Linked DNA regions of Homo sapiens: all the other regions are linked to region 2. The links are chromatin loops, found by intact Hi-C in ENCODE. Cell type or tissue: heart left ventricle. All regions are shown on one strand. Region 1 overlaps UTRN (utrophin). Region 2 overlaps UTRN (utrophin). Region 3 has its middle 44 kb from the start of TRQ-TTG4-1.

Evidence for each region. Peaks named below come from ENCODE experiments on the same cell type or tissue, not always from the same donor. Only the 100,000 strongest peaks of a DNase experiment are listed, where the experiment ranks them.
Region 1: it touches region 2 in a loop (2.2-fold over the local background); 15 of 110 quality-filtered maps call a loop at or near these places.
Region 3: a loop joins it to region 2, with 4 times the contacts of the local background. A loop is called at or near these places in 12 of 110 quality-filtered maps.

Annotation. Positions count from the first base shown.
Region 1 is chr6:144,775,773-144,783,772 of GRCh38, reverse strand. UTRN (utrophin) reads right to left here. Exons shown (of 75, transcript NM_007124.3): 61 at 1,650-1,851. Among named protein-coding and RNA genes, the nearest start is that of SNORA98, 370 kb to the right of the region's middle. In heart left ventricle, a CTCF peak has its summit at 4,439 (motif pointing right); no DNase peak of the experiment used is centred here.
Region 2 is chr6:144,581,767-144,589,766 of GRCh38, reverse strand. All of the region lies in intron 51 of UTRN (utrophin), which reads right to left. Among named protein-coding and RNA genes, the nearest start is that of SNORA98, 180 kb to the right of the region's middle. In heart left ventricle, CTCF peaks have their summits at 4,365 and 7,764 (motif pointing left); a DNase peak (open chromatin) is centred at 6,576; H3K4me3 peaks cover 465 bases.
Region 3 is chr6:145,134,592-145,142,591 of GRCh38, reverse strand. No RefSeq gene overlaps it. Among named protein-coding and RNA genes, the nearest start is that of TRQ-TTG4-1, 44 kb to the left of the region's middle. RefSeq lists an enhancer at 5,715-6,914. In heart left ventricle, a CTCF peak has its summit at 4,903 (motif pointing right); no DNase peak of the experiment used is centred here.

The DNA.
Region 1 (8,000 bases), 190 kb before region 2:
CACTAAAAGATAAAATACTTCTCTAATTAAAAAAAATCGAGAGAGGAGGACAGGGAAAGTTTCATTAATTGGTACAAAAGTACATATAGGTAGGGGGAATAAGTTCTAGTGTTCTATAGCACTGTAGGGTGAATATAGTAAACAATAATTTATTTCACAGGTTCAAAAGATAGAACAGAGGATTCTGAATGTTTCCAACATAAAGAAGTAATAAATATTTCAGGTGATGGATATTTTAACTTCCCTGATTTGATCTTTACAAACTGTATACATGTATTGAAATATCACTGTGTACCTCATAAATATGTACAGTTATTACATGTAAACTAAAAGGAATAGAAAAAAAATCCAGATTTTTAGTCAGCTCATTGCTAAAGCTACTGTCATCATTATTTACTTCCTATACAGAACCAATCAGCTCCTGAATGTGTGCATTTATGAATGATCATCTATCTTATTTATCTCTAAATCAAAGGTTGGTAAATAGAAGTTTTCATGTAGCTAATTAATAGATAATAACTTTTTGGGCATGAGAGGCAAAACAACAGTTCTAGTTTTCTTTTCTTTTTTTTTTTTTGAGACAGAGTCTTGCACTGTCACCCAGACTGGAGTGGAGTGGCACGATCTCAGCTCACTGCAACCTTTGCCTCCTGAGTTCAAGAGATTCTCCTGCCTCAGCCTCCCAAGTAGCTGAGATTACAGGCACCTGCCACGATGCCTGGCTAATTTTTGTATTTTTAGTAGAGACAGGGTTTCACCACGTTGGTCAGGCTGGTCTCGAACTCCTAACCTCAGGTGATCCACCCACCTCGGCCACCCAAAGTGCTGGGATTACAGGCGGGAGCCACCGTGCCCAGCCCAGTTCTAGTTTTCTTATTTCATCTTTGCATACTTTAACCTCCCACCAGAACAATGAGTAATTCCTAATGTTTCAGAAATGTCAGCCCACAGCAGGTCTTTCTAGAACTGACTATTTCACAAATGTACTGTCGTATTCAAAAGGGCCAAATTAATGGCAAATGAGTTATGCTGGGAGTTGAGAGTGTGCTTTATGAACAGTGAGTACCTAATTAAATGACAGATATTAAAGTGTCCTGTAGCATAAATTATTTAAAACACCATATATATATATATTATATATATATACACACACACATAACCACTATGCAAATAAAGCAAATATTAAAAGACTACCTCGTTCATGGCCATTCAAATCACTCTTCAGTTGGATTACAAAGATTGTAGAGCAGATTATTATGAGCTAATAAATTACTGTAATTCATAACAATAAACAGAAGATTTTTTATTTTGAAAAAAGAAATACTGTGAGACATTATGAAACAAGAAGAAAGTAGGACTTAGCTATATTGTTTCCCCTAGCATTTTGGCAAAGAATACTATAAATTTGACAGTCTTTGTAAATTGAAGCAACATTTTAAAATGAAAGATGTACATTCTTTTCTGTTCTATTGTTTGTTAAGAAGCTCAATGATTTGTAAAATCATTCAGTTTCAACAACAAACATAAATATTTCCACTGGGAAAGTAATTTGAAAGCACTTATTAAAAAATTCACTTAAAAATCAGACATTTTCTATTAACATATTTCATTCAGTGATCGTATTTTAATGAGAAAAAATATAAACTTACGTGTCATAGACATTGAGCAACCAATTGAGACACATATCAACACAGAGTGGAACGTTGACCAGGTCCTTATGCATTTGCTCAAGTCCATCATAAGTTGTTGTCAGACAGTTGATGACATCTGGAACACTGAGGAGCTGGTCATTTTGGTTCAACTTGTGCTGTTTGAAAATTTCATTTGTTGTACTCAACTCTAAGAGATCCACTAACCAGGAGAGAAGAAGGAATGTTTACAGTCATTACATTACATTACATTACATAACAACATCACAACAAAGGCATTTCTAGTCTCAAGTATTTAGCTTGATTCTTCAATTTAAGAATCTATCCTTTTTAGCTAAATTTCAGCTTTTAAAGAAACAAACACATTTCTATTCTTACATTTTACCACACTTTCATACTTTTGAATCTGAACTCTGTTGCTTCCCAATCTTATCTCATTTTTTGCTCTTTGGAATATTAATTATTCCTACTTTCTTTTTCTGGCTTTCCCTTTGCCAGGCTCTTTTTGCTTTTAAATGTAGCAAGGCATAAATCTCTCAATCTACTCCAAATGGCAGCGCATCTCAAATATTACACTGCTCTCCTCATCTTAACTCCTGCAAGCAGCCTGTGCACTGCTCTCTTCATTCTTTGTATCACAGCCAAACTAATTGTTCTTAAACAGTCTTTTATCATGTACATCATTACATACAAAATTTACTGAAGATGCTCCATATTAAAAAACAGGTTTTATAGAAAAATAACAGCTCTCCACTGCCTGCTGAATCAAGCCCGATCTATAAGATTGTCACAAACTGGCCCTAACCTGGTTTACTTCCGATGATGCTCTGACACAGAGGTGACCTGTAGCTAAGAAGAAGTACTAGAGCAGTCAGTACTCTAGACACAGAGGTGACCTGTAGCTAAGAAGAAGTACTAGACAGCCCCCACATCCATTGGTCTTCACAAATTTGTTCCCATCCTTACTCTTCATGTGTACAACATCTATGGTAGGCATGGCTGGGGCTAGAGCCAGGAGGGTGTGCACAGGAGGTGAAGGCAGAGCCCCTGCTCTCAAAGACATACTGATGGCTTTACTAAAAGGAGGAGTAAACATGCCCTATGAGAGGAATACGCAAATTTCTGCTAGAGCTACTACTTCTAGGAGAGGAAAGACAACTGGAAAAGGCTCCCTGGAGAGGTGCGATTTGAAATGGGCTTTGAAAAATGGATAAAATACAAGAGATCCACATGAAGTGAGGAAAGAATTCCAGGTTTAGAGAAGTACTTGAGAAAAGGCAAGAATTCACTCAAGCCCAGAGGCTCTAAGGAATGGTGGACTGCAGTGTGGGTGATGCGTGACTTACACACGAGTGGTGTTTGCCGGCAGTGAAACAGACAGGAGAAATGCATGGTCCAGGCACACACTGCCCAAGGGGAGGCCCGCAAAGGCCCGAAGGAGGAGTTTAGATGAAAACGACAAATTTTTTTTTAATTTAATCAATTTTAAGTCTTTCATTCACTAACTGAAAACAAAGAGACAAAGCAGATTATCAAACTACCATGTATCTATCTATACATTTATTGAGTGTGGAGATGACTCTTCTAAATCTAAACATCTGAGTAAGGAAAATTAGAGTCCACATTAATTTAAGGTCTGCTCATAGACATCAGTTTTTATAAAATTCTTTCTCTGTCTCTGTATTTAACCTTTTAGCATAAAAAAATTAGACTAGAAGAACTCTAATCTTATTTTTTCTTATTTTTTAACTTTTTGGCATTAAAAAAATAAGAGGCAAAGAGAAAATAGTTGGTTATATATACACATATGTTATATATTTAACTTTTAGCATGAAAAATAAGAGGCAAAGAGAAAAAATAAGGTTATATACATATAAAACCAACTTCTTTCTCTTCGCCTGATGCAAAAACTGTTCTCTCAAAAAATATGACATATTTTGACAGTTAACTAAAATGAACAAATAGCTTCCTTTGTATTTATCCATTTGTAACCACTGAATAACTAATAATTTTGAATTTTTAAAGACATGTATGAAATGTGTCCATGCTAGCTGTCTGAGTAACACAGAATTATTTATTTTTTAAGTTATCTACAAATTAAAAGAACTGCTTTAAACCCATACAGAGTAAAATGATTTCAAAAACAACTCAACAGGGAAGACTTTTTTTTTTTTTAAAGAGATAAACATAAAACATACAAGTCTGGATAACGAACCAATCCATTTCCTTCAGATGCCAAATGTATCATTGGTAAACTTAAGCTAATAACAAAAATAAGTCAAATAAGCTTCATATGAGTTAGAGAAGGTGTCAGAAAAAAACTAAGAACCATCTGGAATTTTCACTGTAATTCTTACCTCATTTCTTTGCCCTGTACAGTTGACGCTTGAACAGCGCCAGTTTGAACTGTGAGGGTCCACCTACACGTGGAGTTTTTTCAATTAAAGTTAAGCACTGAACGTGCCTGCCTCTCTTTTCTCCTCTACCCTTTCTGCCTCTGTTACCCCTGAGACAGCAACACCAACTGCTCCTCTTCTTCCTCCCCCTCAGATTAATCAACATGAAGTCAACAAGGATGAAGACCCTTTATGATGATCACTTCCAATTAGTGAATATTAAATATATTTTGTCTTTTACTATTTTCTTAAAATTTTCTTTTCTCTAGCTTACTTTGTTGTAGAATAAGAGTATATATTACATAGCATATCAAATATGTGTTAATTGACTGTTAACATGTTAAGTTTTGGGTGTCAAGGGTCAACTGTACACAGTTTTCAATTGTAAACCTCTAGAGGGCAGAAGCAAAGTGCCTGACAAAGGAAAGTGTTTAATAAAGGGCAGTAGCTAGGGAACTACAGCTCCCCACAGACACCAAGGAACATATTCAAATATGGCCAAAAGGCTGTAAGTTTTCTGAATTCCAACATTAATTATGCCAGTAACACAGCACTGCTATTGGATCCCCACATGGCATCAGGTGACAACAGACCAAATTCCAAAAAGCCCATTTCCTGCATCAGGCTGTCCTTGCATTTCTTTCTGAAGTCTCCCTGGTTATACACTCTGTAGCTGTGACACTAATTTGCCACATCCCACAGACTATCATGTCTTCAATTTTTAGTGATTTACTCTGACACTTTGTCTTAGTGCCTAAGTCAAGCGTAAATCTTCCTGAAGTGTGTCACATTTAGGTACCTTTAAAGAACTGACTACATTTAAATCACAGAAAATTATGATTAAGATTTTCTCATTTCAAAGGGAGACAAATGACAGCTCAGTCATGTGGTAAATGAAACAAACAGCATAATCATTTTCTATCCAACTTTCTGACTTTTTCTTTAATCCCACATACAAGGCACAGGGGATGGAATAGAAATGCATCATCATTCTCCTGTTCTGCAAAACAATGAACACTGTTAAGCATCCAATCTTGGGCTTCAGTGACACTTCTCCAGGTGTCAAGCTATGTGGCCATTCTTTATTTTTTTATTTTATTATTATTATTATTATTATTATTAGCATTTCCCCTATCTTCTCTTCCCCAGAAATATAGGCAGAGCTCAAGGTTTCACATCTGGCATTTCATTCTGTGAGCCTGAGGCCCTCACTCACTCCTCTTACTTCTATTATTGCTTCTCTTTGGATGGCTCCAGATTCTCTTTTCTCCTGCTGATCTCCTGCCTCAACACTTGACCCATGTCCCATTGCTCTGATCCCTACAAGAGCTATATAATTCTCTTTCAGGAACCTCTCCCCATAAAGGCCTGGCCTTCTTGTCATGATGAAATCCAGTCTGCAAACCGTGAAATATCCTAACATCCTTCCTTCTTCTACCTGCCACAATTTACCAACTACCCAATACCCCGAGTCATCAGTTCTTCCTCAGGCAGCCTTAAAAATCCAGACCCTGATCTCCCCTCCTACAACTCCCAGCCAGCTCAGCTTTGATCATCCTTCACCTGAACTATTTACCCATTCTCTGTTCTCTGCCCTTTGGTCTTTCTTAGATATTCCCTAAAGCATACTTCCACTTCTGGCCCTATCTCTAAACTCCCACAATACAGAAAATGCCTCATGGCTCCCCATTCTATAACGAAAAATATCCAAACATGAAATACAACACAATAAGAACTTGAGGAAAAAAACCGAAAGGAATTTCAGGAAAAATATGACGTTCAAATTGACCTAAATTAACTTTAAGGAAATTTCTGGATATTGGACAAAATAGCTAAGCTATTCCATTCAGACTCTATAACTTAATGTTCCTTGAACACCATCTACACCTTAATTCTCACACAGATAACTCCTTCCCTTCTTATCCCCAATTAACTGCCCCATGCCTAAATCCCAGGTGCCTTTTATAGCCTGGCTCATATGCCCACTAATCAAGGAAGCCTGCCTTCTTCTTCATAATGAGAGGACTCTCCCCCTCCTCGGAACATACTTCCCTTTTGCTTTTCTGCTATTACCTATCACATAAAGTTTCAAAATCAAAATACAAAGGAAAACAGAAAATACATATGTGTGGTCTAAAAGAAAATAATAGAACAAATACCCATTAGTCCATCACACAGCTGAAAAAAACAGAATGTTACCACTATCTTGGAAGCTCCTTGAATCCTGCCTAATTACATCCTCTTACAATTATGGGGTAACCATTAACCTTTGTATTTCACTTTCAGTTTTTAAAAGTGTATATAGCATTAGTTTTGCATGGGTTTGAACTACATATAAATGGAACAGAGTGGTACACATTTTTTTTCTGCCATTTAATTTTTTCATTTAATTTTATAGTTCTAAGATTAAATCATGTTGATGCTGATTACTAGCTCATTGATTTTTGTTGCTGTATTATATTTATAAATATGCCAAAACTGAATGAGTTTTACTATGAAAAGTACTGCTATAAATCTCCTTGGACACATCTTCTGGAGTACTGCTATATAACCTTCAAACTCAAATCATTCACTCAGTGTGTCCTAAGCAACCCCTGCTCTGTGCCAGAAATTGTATGAGGTCCTAAGTAGAGACGAACACAGACTCATCCATCCCATGATGGAGAAGCAAACAATAACTAATAAACAGAATATTAAAAATTACCATTGACACTCTGCCTTAGTGCCTAAACCAAGCACCAGAAGTGTCATGTAAGGAAAAGAACAGTTCTATGAGGAGCCATAGAAAACCTCATTAAAAGAGAGGTGATCGACAACATTGAGACCTACAGGAATGAGTGTCCCAGCCAAGGGAAGAACAGAAGGATTAAGTTGGTGCAAAAGTAATTGAGGTTTTTGCCATTACTTTTAATGAAATACCCTAACTTACTTTTAACGGCAAAAACTGCAATTATTTTTGCATCAACCTATACAAAGAGCTAAGACAAGTGCTTTTTAGGCAGGAGGAATGGAATACAGAGTTTGCCATTTCTATCACTAAGTGGATGATGAAATGGTGATGCCCCGGTGGAGCAGAGGGAAGGAGGTGGACAGAGAGGTGAGCCAGGCAAAGACCATTCCATTCTGAGGGCAGCAGGAATCTTTTGTAAGCAGGGCATTGGGTCCATGTGCAACGTTCTCGAAATATGAGTTCCTTCAGTGTGAGAATCAAGTCTCTTTATAGTGTTTTATCTCCTGCACAATCTTGGAGCCCAACAAATGAATGAACAATGACACTGCCCTCTGCCTTATGCTGGGTGGAGATTTGCACATAATGAGAGACAGCCATGACCTAAAGTAGTTCACAGTGGAGATGGGGCAATCCACCAAACATTATTCGAGCACACAAAGGCAAGCACTTGTCACTAAGGTGAGAGAACCTGCTATTACAGGCAATCATAAACTACTGGGAAAAAATGTGGAGACGGGTAGGATTAGCTTGTAAATGTTTCCAAAAGAGGTAAATCTTTAACAGTATTTGGGAGGAAAAAAGGGTTACAAGCCAGTGCAGAGAAAGGGTCAGGGTATTTCTAGTAAACTGAAAGGAAGGGAGAGGAAGAAGCAGATTAATAATAAACTGATGAGCTCCAGGAGTGGCCCAGAGGCCTTGGCTGGAGGGCAGTGGGAGAAGGCTGTAGGAAAAGTGAAGGTCAGTTGGCTCTGAAAAAAGCACCTCATATACTTGAAATCCAATACAATCTAGCCCTTTTCTAACTGTCATTTAGTTGTTTAATTGTCATTACCAATCTCGTTTAGTTTAGAAGTTGGAGAAGCGTCCCTTCTGTTCCTCTCAGGTTTGAGGGGAAGAGCTGAGGAGGGGGTTTTTTTCTTCAGGAATCCAAAGAACCAAGAGAAGAAAACACCAAATGTGTTAATATGCTTATCCACCCATAAGTGTTGTCGAAAACTGGGACCA
Region 2 (8,000 bases):
CCTCATTCTCCAGAATTCCATGTTTTAAAGGAACATGGAATGTTCTCATGCTCCAGCTCATGTTTTAAAGGAGACTGCAGGTGAAATTTCTTTAGACAAGGAAATGCATATGGAAATAATTCAGAACAAAACAATATCTATTACTTAGTTAATGTAATCTCTCTTTCTATATCTTCTATACTGAGTGACCCATTTTATCCCAATATAATTCCAAAAATTCTCTATCTAAAATTACAGGTAGAGAGACACTGGCTATTGAAGCAGAAAATCTATGTTGAACACAAGCTGCACCGCATACTAGCTGAGCAACTAACTACTGGCATGTTCCTTCACTTGCTGACTTGCAAAACAAATTTCTTTCCTATCTATCTCTTAAGGACACAAGATAATATAATATTGTTAATATTACATTTATTAATGATGTAATATATGAGAAAACACATTGTAAACTCTAAAATACTAAAAATGTAAGGAAACTGTACTAGCAGTATCAAGATATTTTCCCATCATAACAGCTAACAGTTATTCTATTGTTGTAGTCAGCCATTTTTCTCTCAATTCTGTTAAAATAAAAACAAAATAGTTGTCTATTGTGCAAACAGTTCAACATCTTCTTCCATTTGATGTTTTTCCAAAATTCTTGCTTAACTTTATGAAGCCATACTTTCACATAAGCCTATTATTTATTAAGCACTAAAAGGCACTGTCTGCTTTTATAAGTGAGCTTTGTTATAAATTAATCTTTTTAGAGTTCCACAGAACTGAACAAACTAGAAGATGAAAAATGAAAAGCAACCCTCTGATGCACTTCACATCCTTTCCAATTTCAATTATTTGGACTCATTTACCTCGCCCAGAAATGAATAAGCTTTGTGAAACTGAGAAAGCTACCAAGGCATAACATTTTCTACATTCTTTTATCTCTATGGTAGGAACTCTACTAATTACTTATTTTAGAGAACTAAAAATAAACTACCAAATATACTAAGAGAAGTTGGTAGTGATCACAGTTAAGAGTAAGAGGAAGGAGCTATGTCTGCACATTTAAAATCTAGCAGTACCTACAGCTAGGAAATTTCCACTTGAAATTTAATAAACTTTGCCTCTAGGAAAACACAAATCATCAACCCTTTAAGTTACAATTATCAAATAATACTCTACAAATAAAAGAGACCTTTTATCCGTATCCTTAATACTACTTCAACTCCATCTCAGAAGGACCTTCTATTTGTTCCGGATTTGTACTAGTATTACACTTCTAGACATACACCAATGATAATGATATCTTGGCTATAAAAGAATTTTAAAATGCTACCTTATAGAATGTATTAGTTATTCTTTAAGTGAGTGACAAAGCATTGCATCAGATCTAATTATACTGTTTTTAGCTAATTATATTGACTTTATCCAAGTCATTGATAGCATGAGTTTTCTGATTAAGAAAATGTTAGTTAATTGGATAACTTTTTAAAAACATAATTTTGACAACACATATCAACTTGGGGAACTACAGCAAAACAGAGGTCCAAGAGCTTTCTAAAATGGCACTTGTGCTCTTGGAAGCCACAGGAATCATGTCTGATAGTGGCAGGCAGGGGTGCAGGTGTTTTCTCCTTGATCCCGTCTCACTTTTGTCTGTAATCTTGACCTGACTAGGAAGTGCAGAAACAAACGCAGAGTAGAGAAAGTAGTCTGTGTGGGTATCCATACAGCTCCCAGGAAACACACCTACAGCATCCATAGAGAGGGTTAGATGGAGGCAAACCCATCTACATACGCCATTTTTCTCCATTAAACCTCAACCTTCACACAGTTTCTGTACTAATCTAACCAAGACTTTCTCATGAAGCCAAGAAGAGACAACTCATATGATCAAGTGGGAATTCTAACTTGCAGACTAGAGGGTCATGACTCTGAGCTCCATGGTTCAAACAATCTATGTATGAGTTGGTTATTGAGAGAAACTGAGGGAATCCAAGAGTTGACCTTAAAATACACACATCTCAACAATCAGATCATGTTAAAGTAAATCTCCATTGCCCTGGATCACTTCAGGATTTAATTGTCCAAGGAGAGCAGGGTTCTCCTGTGAAAAAAAGGTGGGGAAATGTTTGAGAGTAAAAAATACAAAATTCAACCGGTCGAAAATACACCACTCCATTCAGTGTCTTCTAAAAAACCACATACTCAACCTTAACTACCTCTAAATACAGGGAGCTGTACATGTAGATGAAAAATAATATGTGACCTTACTTCATCAGTGAACATAAAAACCTGCTGAGAGATTAATGTGCCTTCATGTTCATTATCTATTTACTCATTAGCACTACAAGCAACTACATAGTTCTGTGTTGTCCACGTCCACACATGAAAACACACACACACAGCCACAAAGCAAGCCTTTTGTAGACATCACTGGTCAATCGTGACTTCCCAGGTGGAATCTTCTGGTCTCTTCTATTTTTCACAGAATATTCAGAAGTAGTTGCTTTAATACCACAGAAGACACAGTATTCCGGGGAAGACTTTGAGATCAGCACCACACTGAAAGCTCAAGCCCCCTAGAAGGCCAGGCTAAGAATAGCCATAGTTTCACTCTGTATGTAAATGACTAGTCACCAAAATCGTGTTGTGTATACCACATAGAGAAAAAGAATCAACTGTGGTACAAAAAGGCAACAGTAGAAAGTAAGAACAAAATTATACACTACTAATATTTAATACATGATTTCACCATGGCATATATGTATAATTTTTAAATGAATACACATCTATATACAGCTAGATGTTTAAAAGATTTTTGCTGAAGAAATATGATCAGAATAGTTTGGGGGGTGACTAAAACCACTTAAACTAAAATGATTTACATATACATTCAAGCAAATAGAAGTTATATCACTTAAATCAACATTTTCTAAAATGCTTGAGTCACGAAGGAGTCAATTTACAGCACTAAATATTTTTAAATTTTTCTCATTTTTCTATAATGTTCATATCCCAATCTACTTTACAGGAAACTGCTTTTTACCATGCCCTCAATTGCTAAATATTTTACAGAAATTGGCACTAAGAAAAAAATAAGGAGGACTTACAAAAATCTCTTCTGATTTAACATTAACACAAATAACCCAGTTCTAATCTAAAGACTTCATGATATAAAACACCCCAAAGTAATCACGTAACAATAAAAACAAATTAAATTCAATATTATTTTTCAAATCATTTACATCAGCTTTTTTTCTACTGTGCTCTACTAAAAGAAAAATTATTTTATAGGCATGAAAATTTTAAAGAAACTAAGCAAACAAAACCATATCTGAGAAAATTAGCATCCAGTGTAGGGTGATTTTAGGTCATCAGGGCAATTTCAATGCTGCTAATTATATCTCCAAGTAAGCAGCACTTACGTTTTTGCTTCCTGCTCAAATTTTATTGGATGTATAACCGAGAAGAAATATTTTTAAAGGCAAAAAATACACGTGAATGTGTAAATAGATTGTGGGAGGGGAGTATATTTTAACTCTGAGAGCTGTGACATGCCTTTTTTCATTCCTCCCTTCTCTTTGAAACATACAAGAAAACCCACAAAATGAGAATATTCTACACAAGTATCTACTCGTGTAACACACACACTATCTTCTGACAAACAAGAGAAGTATGAAAATAAGCAGAAAAGACGAGCTGCCACAGAGGGAAAAGTCTAACAAAAGACTAAACAAATAATACATAAAAAGAATGATCCTCAAGAGGAATTTAAAAGAAGATAAAAATATTCAGACACTGAATTTCAAAATGCCAATATGAATTTTAAATAGTCAAATTTCCCTCAGATTATGCCACATTTTATTCTCATTCATTTTGGTCTCTACATGTATTTACAATAGACTGTTTCTGTATTTTTATGGAGATACACAAACTTAAAGCATTTTTTTCTAAGAAACTAAATTTAGAGAATGTGGGAGGAATAAGGAGAAAGTCAAGACAGCATTTACAATTTAATGGGAAGGGAATTTACAGTGTCTTAAAGCAAATAAATGTCAAACCCATTTAAACTTTTAGGTATGACACATGGACTATTGATAATTAAAATACAATTAAGTATTTTTGGTTGGTATAGCTACCTCTATCAATATTTGAGATGGCAACTGTTAATATTTAAGTCTACAACTAAATTTTCATTTCATTACATTAATATAGCTCAATAACTTAGATCAGTTTTCAAAATATAACCACACAAATAAAATTTATCTGTTACTAGTTTATTTATTTCATAGTAATTGTGCCGCTTCCTAATCTGGATTTCCAGTTCTTTAGGCAAAATCTCCTATGTCACTGCCTTATACTGACACCTGCTGCAATGTACTGGAATTGTACATTTCTCATTGCGTTAATCAGGCAGTTGTTAATTTTGCATATGGGAAAGAATACGTGGAAGATAGTATTTCAACAGCAAATAATGTAAATTTTAATTCTCTAAATGAAATAAGTAACATTTATTCTAAACATTTAAATTTTCATGGTATCTTTAGGAAATTATAAATCAAGAAGTCTTCCCAAAAAGCACTTCTGATGGTAATTTATCCAATGACTTCAGTGACTTAACTTGTGCCTATTTGCGGTAGAATTAGCAAACTAATTAGCAACTTTCTCCAATACTTGACTTCTGCTGTTTCATCTTTTGCACTAACTTAATACCTTCGACTTTAGAAAAATATTTGGTTTTGTGAAAGTACACACACAAACGGATCAGGAAAATGACCCTGCTCTTAAAAAAAAGAAAGCTTTATACATTCATACTGGTAGTTAAAAAAATTAAATAGCATGAATTAGTGAATGAGCTTTTCTTATCTATTATCAAAATTGCCTTTTCATGAAAAACATAAATGTTTTACCAGAATAAACTTATCCACTGAAGTAGAGCAAAACACAACACATTGAAATAACTAGGTTTACAAATCTTTGTAACTGAATTAATTAAGCTCCATTAAGTTTTAATTAACTTCTTATGCAAATAAAACTCTTGTAAGTATTTCTGAAAAGAATACCCCACTACCTGAATCTGTCTCCCAAAACTTCCGGAAAAAAAAAAAGTTTCCAGACAGCAATATATCTAATTGGCCAAATTGTAAGAAATTACAGTGTGATATAATAAAGTTAATGGAATACTGCTTCCCACCTCAATCTGCTGCCATATAAGCATCATCTAGATGCCTGGACATGCCATACTGTATATCATCAGAAAAATAATATTTTCTTAGAGGCAGTTGTTTTGATCACAAATGAGTTTGGGCAGCTAACAGAGCAACAAGATACATTCTTGAGAACGGTACTAAAAATATGATAGGAAGGAGGAATATAGTACTGCGGTAGTGTAAAAATTGCTATTATAACTCTCTCCTTTTATATCAAAACACTCTAATTTTGACAAAAGTAATGACATAGTATCAACATAGTTTGAATAAAACAAAACTATGATCAAACATATAACAGCTGACTTAAAAAAATACAGCAGCTGATTGAATGGTTTATGTTCGGGATGACGTAGTATTAGAAATTTGCAACTGTCAAACAAGTTGTCTCCAGTAAGTCTACTTAATTCATCCATCCAAGTGAAATTAAATTCTTCAAGTGTAACTATAATATATGGAGATTTAAGAATATAGGGGATGTTTTATGATGAAATTCAGTCTGATCATTTTTTTAAAATGTCTTTTAATTGTTTTAATTGAAAAAGCAATTAGCTATAAAACAATGGAACATTTTTTAAAAATCTACTGAAAGATTATTTGGCACTCTTCTTTTAATTTTACTAAAATTTACATAAGATTAATGTGCCATTCACTATTAAGATACTGCAAAGTACCAGAGAGGTAACAGGTCTTAATGAATGTAGTAGTTTTGCATCATATTTTCTCCAAACATTTCACTAGCCCATCTCAGAAGACAAGATTGTGTCAATTGCAAAAGAAACTATGTACTAAAACTAAAACCTGTTTTAGATTTTTAAACAAAATGTAATTATGCAATTCACTTTAACAGCTTTCACAATCAGTTACTAAGAAAGGGAATCTTTCCTTGATAAGAACCTGAAAGATTAGTTTTTAGAGCCTGAGAAACAGTAGAACTGTCAGACACCCGAGATCCTTATTTTCAATCACTCAGTTACCTTACAGAGCTTCTGATACCGAGGAGAAGAAACTGCCATCCTTTGTAAGCGATGCAACAAAACCACAACTTTCTGCAGAGACGTTCTCACCACAGCCATCATTTTAAGTTTACCACACTTCTGGAGACACCTCAGAATTTGCATTATAAATGAAGAGCAACGATCATTTCCTCCCGGTCACTGGACAATGATTTGTCAGTTCTCTGAGCATGCTCGTTTCCAGGAAAGCATTTGAAAGATACAGGGGGTTAGGTTCTAGGAAAAAGGAGGCTGGTATTCCTTCAACTTCTCAATTTAAAAAACACAGACAAACGCCACAGAGAAAGCCCCCCAGCAGATGCTCACAGGCAGCACTTGCTCAGCCCGGCATGGCCAGAAATGAAGGAAGTTGTCGAGCAGCCAAGCGCTGCCGGCTGCGGGAGAGGAGTGCGCTCAGTAGCCAAAGAGGATATTAAGTGAAACATTAAAGCTGCAGATAGAAAGCGGACATCCCCTGGGAACAGGGATTCAACATATCACTGCCACCACCACGGTGCATGCCCTGTAGCTGGTTTCTATTAAGAGAGAACAGAGCATTCACCGTCTCTAAAGAGGGATATGTTCACTACCCAATAAATGCAGCTCTAGCTGTGCTCTGTGAATTAGTGAACAGGAGACCCTGTTATAAATCTTGAGAAGAGCAGAAGGGTACACCTGACTCTGATGACAACAGCCCATACATTAAGTGCTAAAAAATCACCCCCAGACAGATCTCAGCCCAAAATCACCTAAAACAAAACAAAACAACAAAAATAAAGCAAAACAAAAAATACTTGCAGGGGTTATATGACTAAGACACCCTAAAAGCAGAGCGATCCAGTGGATTCTCATCTGCCTGCCTAGAAGGAAAGCCATTAGAAATGGAATAGGTTAGGATTTGTCTAATTAAACAGCTAAGTGAATAAAAAATTAAAAGTCTGTAATTGACTACTGAACATTCCAAATTGCCACATTTCCCCTTAGACAGCATCTTCATGATCTCATTGTATTTGCCATAAAGCTGTTTTAATTTTATGAATAGGAAATATGAGGCCATAATTATATCATATAAAAATCCAGTACATAATTTTGGGGTTCTATGTGTATATATATACACACACTTGAGACATATTCTCTACTGCAGCCTGAACATCATTGCAAATATCAACTGGGGTAAAGTACTATCAGGAGATGTGCAAAATAACCCTGGATGATTAAATGACTGGGTCAAAGAGCACAGCCAGAAATAGAACCCAGATGTTGCTCATTATCAGTGTCCTGCTCAAACTGGTAACCGGGCTAATGCTGCAATTTCACCTCTGTCTAATGTTGTCATGATTCTTTAAAAGAAATGCAGTATTTTCAAGTATTTGTTTTTCCTCCTTTACTTCATTTGCCTTTCTTAGTCCTTCATGTTACAACGATTTAAAGTCCTATATTGTGTCTTACAGAACGGTGTTTATCAAGCAGTGCTTTGCCGACTTTATTGGGTCTTATAGAACTGTGTTCATCAGGCAGTGTTCTGTGGACTTCTGCCTGTATCTTTTTTCCCTGCAGGTCCATACTGAGAATCTACACTGCCTCCCTCTGGTGAGGCTAACAATGTCACCATATCTGTGTAAAGCCAAAAGTGGAGAACATATTCAAAGGATAGAGTATAAAATGTTAAGGTATTTGGCAAATAGATAGAAATAGATTAGTGATTGTTCAGAGGGGAGGGAATTGGCGGGGAGGAATGGGAAATTGCTAGTAAAGGGAAGGGGTTTCTTTCTGAGGTAATGAAAATGTTCTAACTTGATTGTGGTGATGGTCGTAC
Region 3 (8,000 bases), 550 kb before region 2:
CTACTCTACTAAATGAATTCTTACTCTGTACTATATTTTCTTTTCGGCTGATATTTCCTCCAATAGATCGTGAGTTCTCCCAGGGCAGGGTCTTTGCATTTAAAGAGCCCAGAACAGAATCTAGCTCATATTAGGCTTTCAATACAAATTTGTTGAAAAAAATCAAATGTTTTACCAATATTTTAATTACTATCCCTTTACTAATTTTACAAAAAAAAAAAAAAAAAAAAAAAAACAACCAAAAACAAGAGGAAGAAAACTCACTTCTGCCTCTCATCAGATTTCTAAATAGCTAAGCTGACTAATTCTACATTTGGCTGTTTACACTAAATTGATGAATCCCATTCATACAAAGAGGTAAAACAAGATATTCATGCTTGGTCTAAAATACTCCACTTAATCAATGTAAAGGAGTGGTCACCTGGCCATGTCCAGCCTGAAAGAAAATTCATTTATTGTTATTTTAGTCAAGTTCAAAGCCCTAGGATTCAAGACTCTCTGTATTCTGTCAGCAGAGGTAATTGCCCACTAAAGCCAGCATTCCTACTGAGCTGCCTTTAGTGATGCCAACAGTGAAACTGGGGGAGTCAGCGCTTCCCAACTGAACTAGTTCAGAGAACTTAGGTAAAAAATTAATTTAGAGAATCCTCAGTGAGCTGAAATAAACCAGGCAGAGTTAGGAGATCTATCCCTTTGGCAAGGAAGCAAAGAGCCTCTGCCTTTTCACCTAGGTCCAAGCTTCCACACCAAATAGAATCCCTGTATAAAAAATCAAATTTTGACCTAATGCATCAAATATTCCAGTAACACTAGAGCTGATTATCACCTAGCAACAGTGTGCACTGCAAAATAAATTACCAAACAGGCTGTTCTTGGGGATCCATTCCCTACTTACAATGCCAAATAGCATATTTAAATGTATTTAAATAAAGCTCATTCTAGAATGAATTTAAGTACTGTACAAAAAGGCTATTTCTGTGATGACTGGCAGATGGACAGTTGTAACAATGCTTTACAAATTTGTTTCCTTGCCCATAAAAATTTTGTTCAATGACACTTTCTGATGAACCATTATCATAACTACTTCCTGACTATGTCAGAATTGGTCTCTGTAACGAAGACAATGTTTTCTTTCCTTCTCCTGATTTTATTTATTGCAAATGACATATTGTCACAATGGAAAGAACACTATCCAATTTCCCTTTAGGAAGAAAGAAAAAGAGTCCTTGTGGCAAGTTTACATCAAGGTTTTCAAAAGGTCATGGTGTGCATTTTGTGGATAACCTAAAGAATCAATTGTTAGAAGGTAGAGGAGAAGTGATTAATTACTTCTGTGGAAGGTGTGAAATTGAGACATGCCTCAGAGGAGGGCTATGAGAAAGTATCTTCCCTCCCACCACTTTGTAGAGTAAGTTGCATTAAAATATTTCCTGATAGGCAAGAAACGTTATGAAATATAAAACTAAACTTCTCAAATGTTCATGAAGTGAAGCAGGAACTTAGCATTTGTGAATGTTCATGCCCAGGAAAGGCAGTGTATCCTTCAAACAAACATTTATTGAGCATCTGCTGTGTGCTGAACATCTTAGTCCCCATGAACATATAACCTTGTGAGGAATATGCGAGCACATACTGACAATGAACTACACCATTGGCAATAAAAGAGGTACGTACGAGAGGCAATGGAATCACAGAGAAATTAACGCTTCAGGTTGTCCAAAGTAATTAGAAAAGATATTATTGGATTTTTGATTCAGTACTTCTTTTTTTTCTCTGAAACCCTGACAAACAGCTCGGACTCATATCTGTATAATCCTTGCCACCACCAAAATCATTTTGCTGTACCCTACATGCAGACCAATTCTGTGCTGAGTATCAGGGTAGATTCTCCTCCCACCTCTTCTTTTCCTTGGGCTCACCAGTCCTCATCATGGAGTGACTAGAGGCTTAACTCTCTGATTAACTTTAGGGCCTAAGATGAAGGGCCAAGGATGTCGCTAAGCTATTTTTAGTGTATGCCAGAGGCCAAGGCCATCAGCGCATCTTTGCCATTCGTTTATGGCCTAGCCCAGACCCTAGACATTTGAGATCAAACTATTTTATTTCTTCTTTCAAGAGATATTTATTGAGCTCTACCAGTGCTGGGCTGTATTCTAGGAGCTGAGGATAAAGTAGTAAAACTAACAGAGAAAGCCCTTGCCTTCCTAGGAAATTGAGGTGGAGATAGGTGAATTTATTTGCTGAAAGTCAGATTGATGTCACTGGCAGAATCAGCTTAGCCCCTCTACGTCTCTTAACTTACAGAAATCATAAAGGTATTTTTCTACTGTTATAGTTTTGCTACTTTCAAGTTGATCTTGAACACTCAGGATCCTGAAACTGTGTGTGTATGTATGTTTATGTATATTTGTATATGAAGGAGAGAGAGAGCACACAAGCACATGTGGTATACACCCAGCTTCATGGATCCTGCCAGGCTTATTCAATTCAGCCCACTGCTGATCATAATCTTATGTATGAGATAGTCCATGTCCTCAATAATGTTATTTAGGTAAATTTTAGATAGTACCTTTAAACACAGTAAGTCCTTACTAAATAGTTACAGAATAAATGAATGGACACATGAAATGTGAAATGCCTGGGTAACAATTTACCATGACTATACTAATTGTGCAGCATCATCCATTAAGACAAACAATTCACAAATGGTGAAGAACCCCAGAATGAGGATGATATGAGAAAGTGAACCCTCTAATTTGGAAATGTTCTATTTCCAAAACAGGCTCCCTTCTAGTTTTTCCACCAATTATTGAATTGGCTTGGCATAAATTGATATTGTTCCCAAACCCATTTTCAAATTTAGCTAGAGTTTCTGAAAGGCTGCCAACGCTCATTGTACACAGCAAGTGCACTCTCACCCCAAATGCCTGGACTGCTGCACAGCAGGAGACTCAATCACTTCAGCTGTTTAGCAATCAATGTGAATTACTCTCTGCCATCAGTGCTGATTGCGAAAGTGGCTGAAATGGCCGGGACTCACGCACACATATGCTCAGCCCAAATTTGCATATATTTTCCCTCTCAACGTGCCTCTCAAAGCTTCTTTGTTATTAATAATTAGTCTTTATTACAATCTGAGAGATTTCATGTGAAAAAATTTATTCCACTTGCTAAAATAAGTGCAATATTTTGAATTTCTAATATACTCTCCGTGGCATTTTTTTCCTCTCCTTGCCATGGTTCTGGGGCTAAATTATTTCTGTGATGTCTTATTTCTCTTGGGCCTCCTTTACTCATAAGCAGGCAAGCTTTAACTCAGACATCCACAGTGTATATTCAAGCCACAGTGAAAATTGTATCTAATTTATTCTCTGAAATGTAGAAAACAATATTGGGGAAGAAGCTAGAAATCAAAAGGTAATAAGGTTTGAAGAACAATTCTGCCACGGCTGTCAGAATGCTGATAAAAGGCAGACTCTCTTGATAATCAGCCCTTTTAAAGTCAGAAGAAGGAAGAAGACAAAGGCCTAGTCCTCTACTTTGCTTTCCCAGTGACTGAAAGGAAACTCTAACAAAGAGTCAGACTGAGGCTTCAGTGCTCAGGATGAAGGCCTGTGTCATTTGTGATAAATCTCATGCTTAAGTGTGAAGAATTGGCACCCTCTTGCAGATCAGAGCCAGAACCTCCACCATCCCACACCCTCTCAAGGATTTCCCTAATGACTGCAGGGCCTCATTGGAAGCAGGGGAAGAATGCTTTTGAAAAAATTTTCCTATGGTGAATAGTACTTGGAACAGCATTTGTACTTTTGATAAAACATTGCACTAAATAATCTTTATAAACCCAAGGAATGTCCATTTGTGCAGCAATCAGTAGTAAATTTTAATTTTATATTATTTAATTTTATTTGTTTTATGCTTAATGTTTTGAATTATATGTTTATTATATTTATTGTATGGTTATTAACAAATATATATGTATTTATTTTTTTTAATAGAGAAAAAGTATTGCTGTATTGGCCAGGCTGGTCTTGAACTCCTGGCCTTAAGAAATCCTCCTGTCTTGGCCTCCCAAAATGTGTTAATATATTTTTATATTAAAATATAAGAAATGCAATGGGGAAAGTGGATTATTTTACATTGGGTTCTCCATAGGCAGAGCCAGAGACAAGGATTTGAGTGGAAATAGTTTATTTGCAGGGTGATTCTAGGAATCACTGGCAAAGGAGTCAGAAAAGAAAACTAGGATAGGGAAGAAACCAATATGAATGGGTTAATGAGCAGGTACCACTATGGGCAGCCAGGGCTCTGACTCCTCTAAGACTCTTCGGAAAACATGGCTTAGAGTTCTTCTATCTAAAAGTCAAGGAAGTTGGGGTACTTACCCACCGACATCTATGTTATTATTGGCAGAGGGATGCTTCCAGGGATATTAGTACCAAGGAAATTTGGACCCGAATTTCATACAGGATGAGTACACTCCTGTAGCAGAAAGCAGAAAGTTAGAGGTGCCACAGTAAGAAGCTGTGTGTGTGCATAGAGACGTGAATACTAGGGAGAGATGGGCTGGGCATCAGTAGCATCTCCACAATAGGCTGGGTCCAACTCCTGGTTGGGGAATCATTTTCTGCAGGCCACTGATTGGATAGCACAGGAAAGGAAGAGTAAGAATTCCATCAAAGGATCAACGGGACTGCAAAATTGCAACCCTCTTGTCCTCTGTCTTCTACAGTTATTATAAAAAGTGTGTCCCAAAAAAGAAAGAAAATTATTGACAATTGCATGTAAATAAGAGAAATGCAAAAGCATTCTCCCAATATGTCCTGCAGACAACTTCCAGTTCTGCTGCCTTCCCAAGCAATTTGGTCCTAGCTCATAATGATAATGTATTGTTTTCTACCCTTTTACTTTTCAAAGTGTTCTCACTCTTATTAACTTATTTGACCTTGAGGGGGCAGTCTGGTCATTCTCATCTACACTTTCACAAGAGAGAGCTAAAAGCACATAAATATCAAATGAATTTCTCAATAGCGCCATGGTTAGAACTTCAGTCCCAATGAATATGTATGGAGCATTTATATTCCAGAAACTGTGCTTAATTTGGGGGACATGGAATTCAATAAAACATGGCCCTCATTGTTGAAGAAGTCACAGTCTACTGATGAAAACTGATGTATAAAAAATTTAATAATAATGTGGTATTCACAAAACAGATGTTTATGCTTATGTTTATTTAGTAAAATGCTGTGTGAATACTGAGTTAGCAGGTAAATCTTCCTGGAGGAGTTAGGCATGTGTTATCAGTCAAGATGGGGTAGATTGTGCTATGGCAACAAACCAGTCCAAACTCTTATGGCCTTAACAGAGCAGAGATTTATCTCTCACTTATACAAATTCTACTATAGTGTGGTCTGGTCACCCACCTGGGTAACTGTTCTCTATATGGTGACACACTGGTCCACGGCTGAGGGAAGATTTGCCACTCGGTAGCTCCATCATCTTGAACACATGGCCTCTTCAATTGATACTGCAAGGGAAAAGAACATATATAGAGTCATGCATGGGCTCTTATGTGTTTCCAAGCAGAAGGGAACAGTGAACTTCTCACACCGTATTGGCCAAGTCACATGGCCATACCTAAGTTTAAGGGAGTAGAGAAGTACAGTCTTTTATATGCCTGGAAAGGCAAAAGAATCAAAACTATTGGTAAGAAGCATAATCACTTTCTAAAGGAGATCATATTTTAAATAGACAAATAATAATTGGGGGAAAAGTACTTTTGGCAGACAAAGAAACCTGTGTAAAGGCACAAAGATATGACATGGCCTGATGTGTTCAGAGATTCAAAGTTCAGAAAATTTCAGGAACTTGAAGGCAGAAGGTAAGGCTGGTGAGGTTAACAAGAGCTAGATAATTAATGACTAAATTATTTTGGAATTTATCATCGTGAACCAGCAGCAGTTTAAAACCATACAAGACACATGACCAGCTGCCATTTTTTAAAGAAACGTCCCATGTTAATGAGAAATGACTATATTGTGGCACATCTCAGCTAACACACATTTCTAAGAGTATCTGAAAGCTACAGAAAAATCTAACAGAAGAAGTATTTGGGTGTGAGAGCAGCAGCAAGTGTCATGATAGATTCAGAGTGCTGGAATCTCTTATACTTACCCAATACTCATTCCCAAATGATGTCTTGAGCACATGGGTATCAAAGCATGCAAGTATCAATGAACATAAGCAAGATCCTCCCTTCATTTGTCATTGGAATGGCAGAAACTTAAGTGCTATCTTTCCCGTATATCCTTGTTTATGATATTCTTCTGGGAGTCTACAGTCTTTTCTTTCCTATCCCATGAGAAAGTACGAGGTTGTAGGTATTTTTCCTGTTGCCAGACTTAAATAGAGTAGACCAAACTTTTCATGTAAAAGATAGACTCAGGAGAGGGGTGGAGCAAGATGGCGGAATAGAAAGCTTTACTGACCGTCCCCCACTACAAGGACACAGACTTAACAACTATCTACACAAAAAAACAACTTCGTAAGAACCAAAAATCAGGTGAGCACTCATAGTACTTGGTTTTAACTTCATATCACTGAGAAAGGCACTGAAGAGGTAGGAAAAACAGACTTGAATCAGTAATGTCACCCCTCCCCCAACATCCGGCAGCGAGTGTCATGGTGCAGAGAGCAATTCTCCGTGTGGGGAGAGGGAGAGCACAGCAATTATGAGGCACTGAGCTCAATGCTGACCCATTATAGCAGAAAGAAAAACCAAACCAAATTCAACTGATGCCCGCCCATAGAGTGAGCATTTAAACAAGCCCTAACCAGAAGAGAATTTCCAATCCCAGCAGCGAGAACTTGATTTCCCACAAGTCTCATCACCATAGGCTAAATGCTCTGGGGCCCCAAATAAACCTCAATGCTGAGCTAGCCTCACGTCTGACCCCTAGGGTGGTGGCCACAGGGCTGCTTGTGTTACTCCACTCACAGTTCCAGGTGGTTCAGAAGAGAGAGAGAGAGAGACTCCATTTATTTGGGAAAAAGGAAGGGAAAAGAACAAGCACCTCTGCCTGGTAATCCAGAGATTCTTCTGAATCTTACCCAGGTCATCAAGGTGGTACCTGTATGAGTCTGTAAGAACCACAGTGTTAATAGGCTTGGGGTCCCCACTAAAGCAGATACAGCTTAGATCACAAGACCCAAGTCCTTTCAAATATCAGTAAACCCTTCTGAAGAAGGATGGGTACAAACAAGCCCAGACTGTGAAGACTACAATAAATACCTAACTCTTCAATACCCATACATAGATGAATGACTACAAGTATCAAGATGTTCCAAGAAAACACTACCTCGCCAAATGAACTACATAAGGCACAATGGACCAATCCTGGAGAAACAGATATGTGAACTTTCAGATAGAGAATTCAAAATAGATGTTTTGAGGAAACACAAAGAAATTCAAGATAACACAGAGAAGGAAATCAGAATTCTATTAGATAAATTTAACAAAGAGATTGAAATAATTAAAAAGAATCAAATAGAAATTCTAGAGATGAAAAATGCAATTGGCATGCTGAAGAATGCATTAGACTCTTTAATAGCAGAATTAATTAATGAGAAGAAAGAATTAGTGAGCTTAAAAAAAGACTATTTAAAAATACACAGTCAGAGAAGATAAAAGAAAAAAGGATCAGAAACAATGGAGCACACTTAAAGGATCTAGAACATAGCCTCAAAAGGGAAAATCTAAGAGTTATTGAACTTTAAGAGGAGGTAGAGAAACAGATTGGGGTAGAAAGTTTATTCAAAGTTTATTCAAAGGAAAATTTGATTATTCAAAGGAAAAATAACAAAATAACAACTTTTCAAACCTGAGGAAGATATTAACATCTAAGTACAAGAAGGTTATAGAACACCAAGCCAACTTAACCCCCAAAAAACTACCTCAAGGCATTTAATAATCAAACTTCCAAAGGTGAAGGATAAAGAAA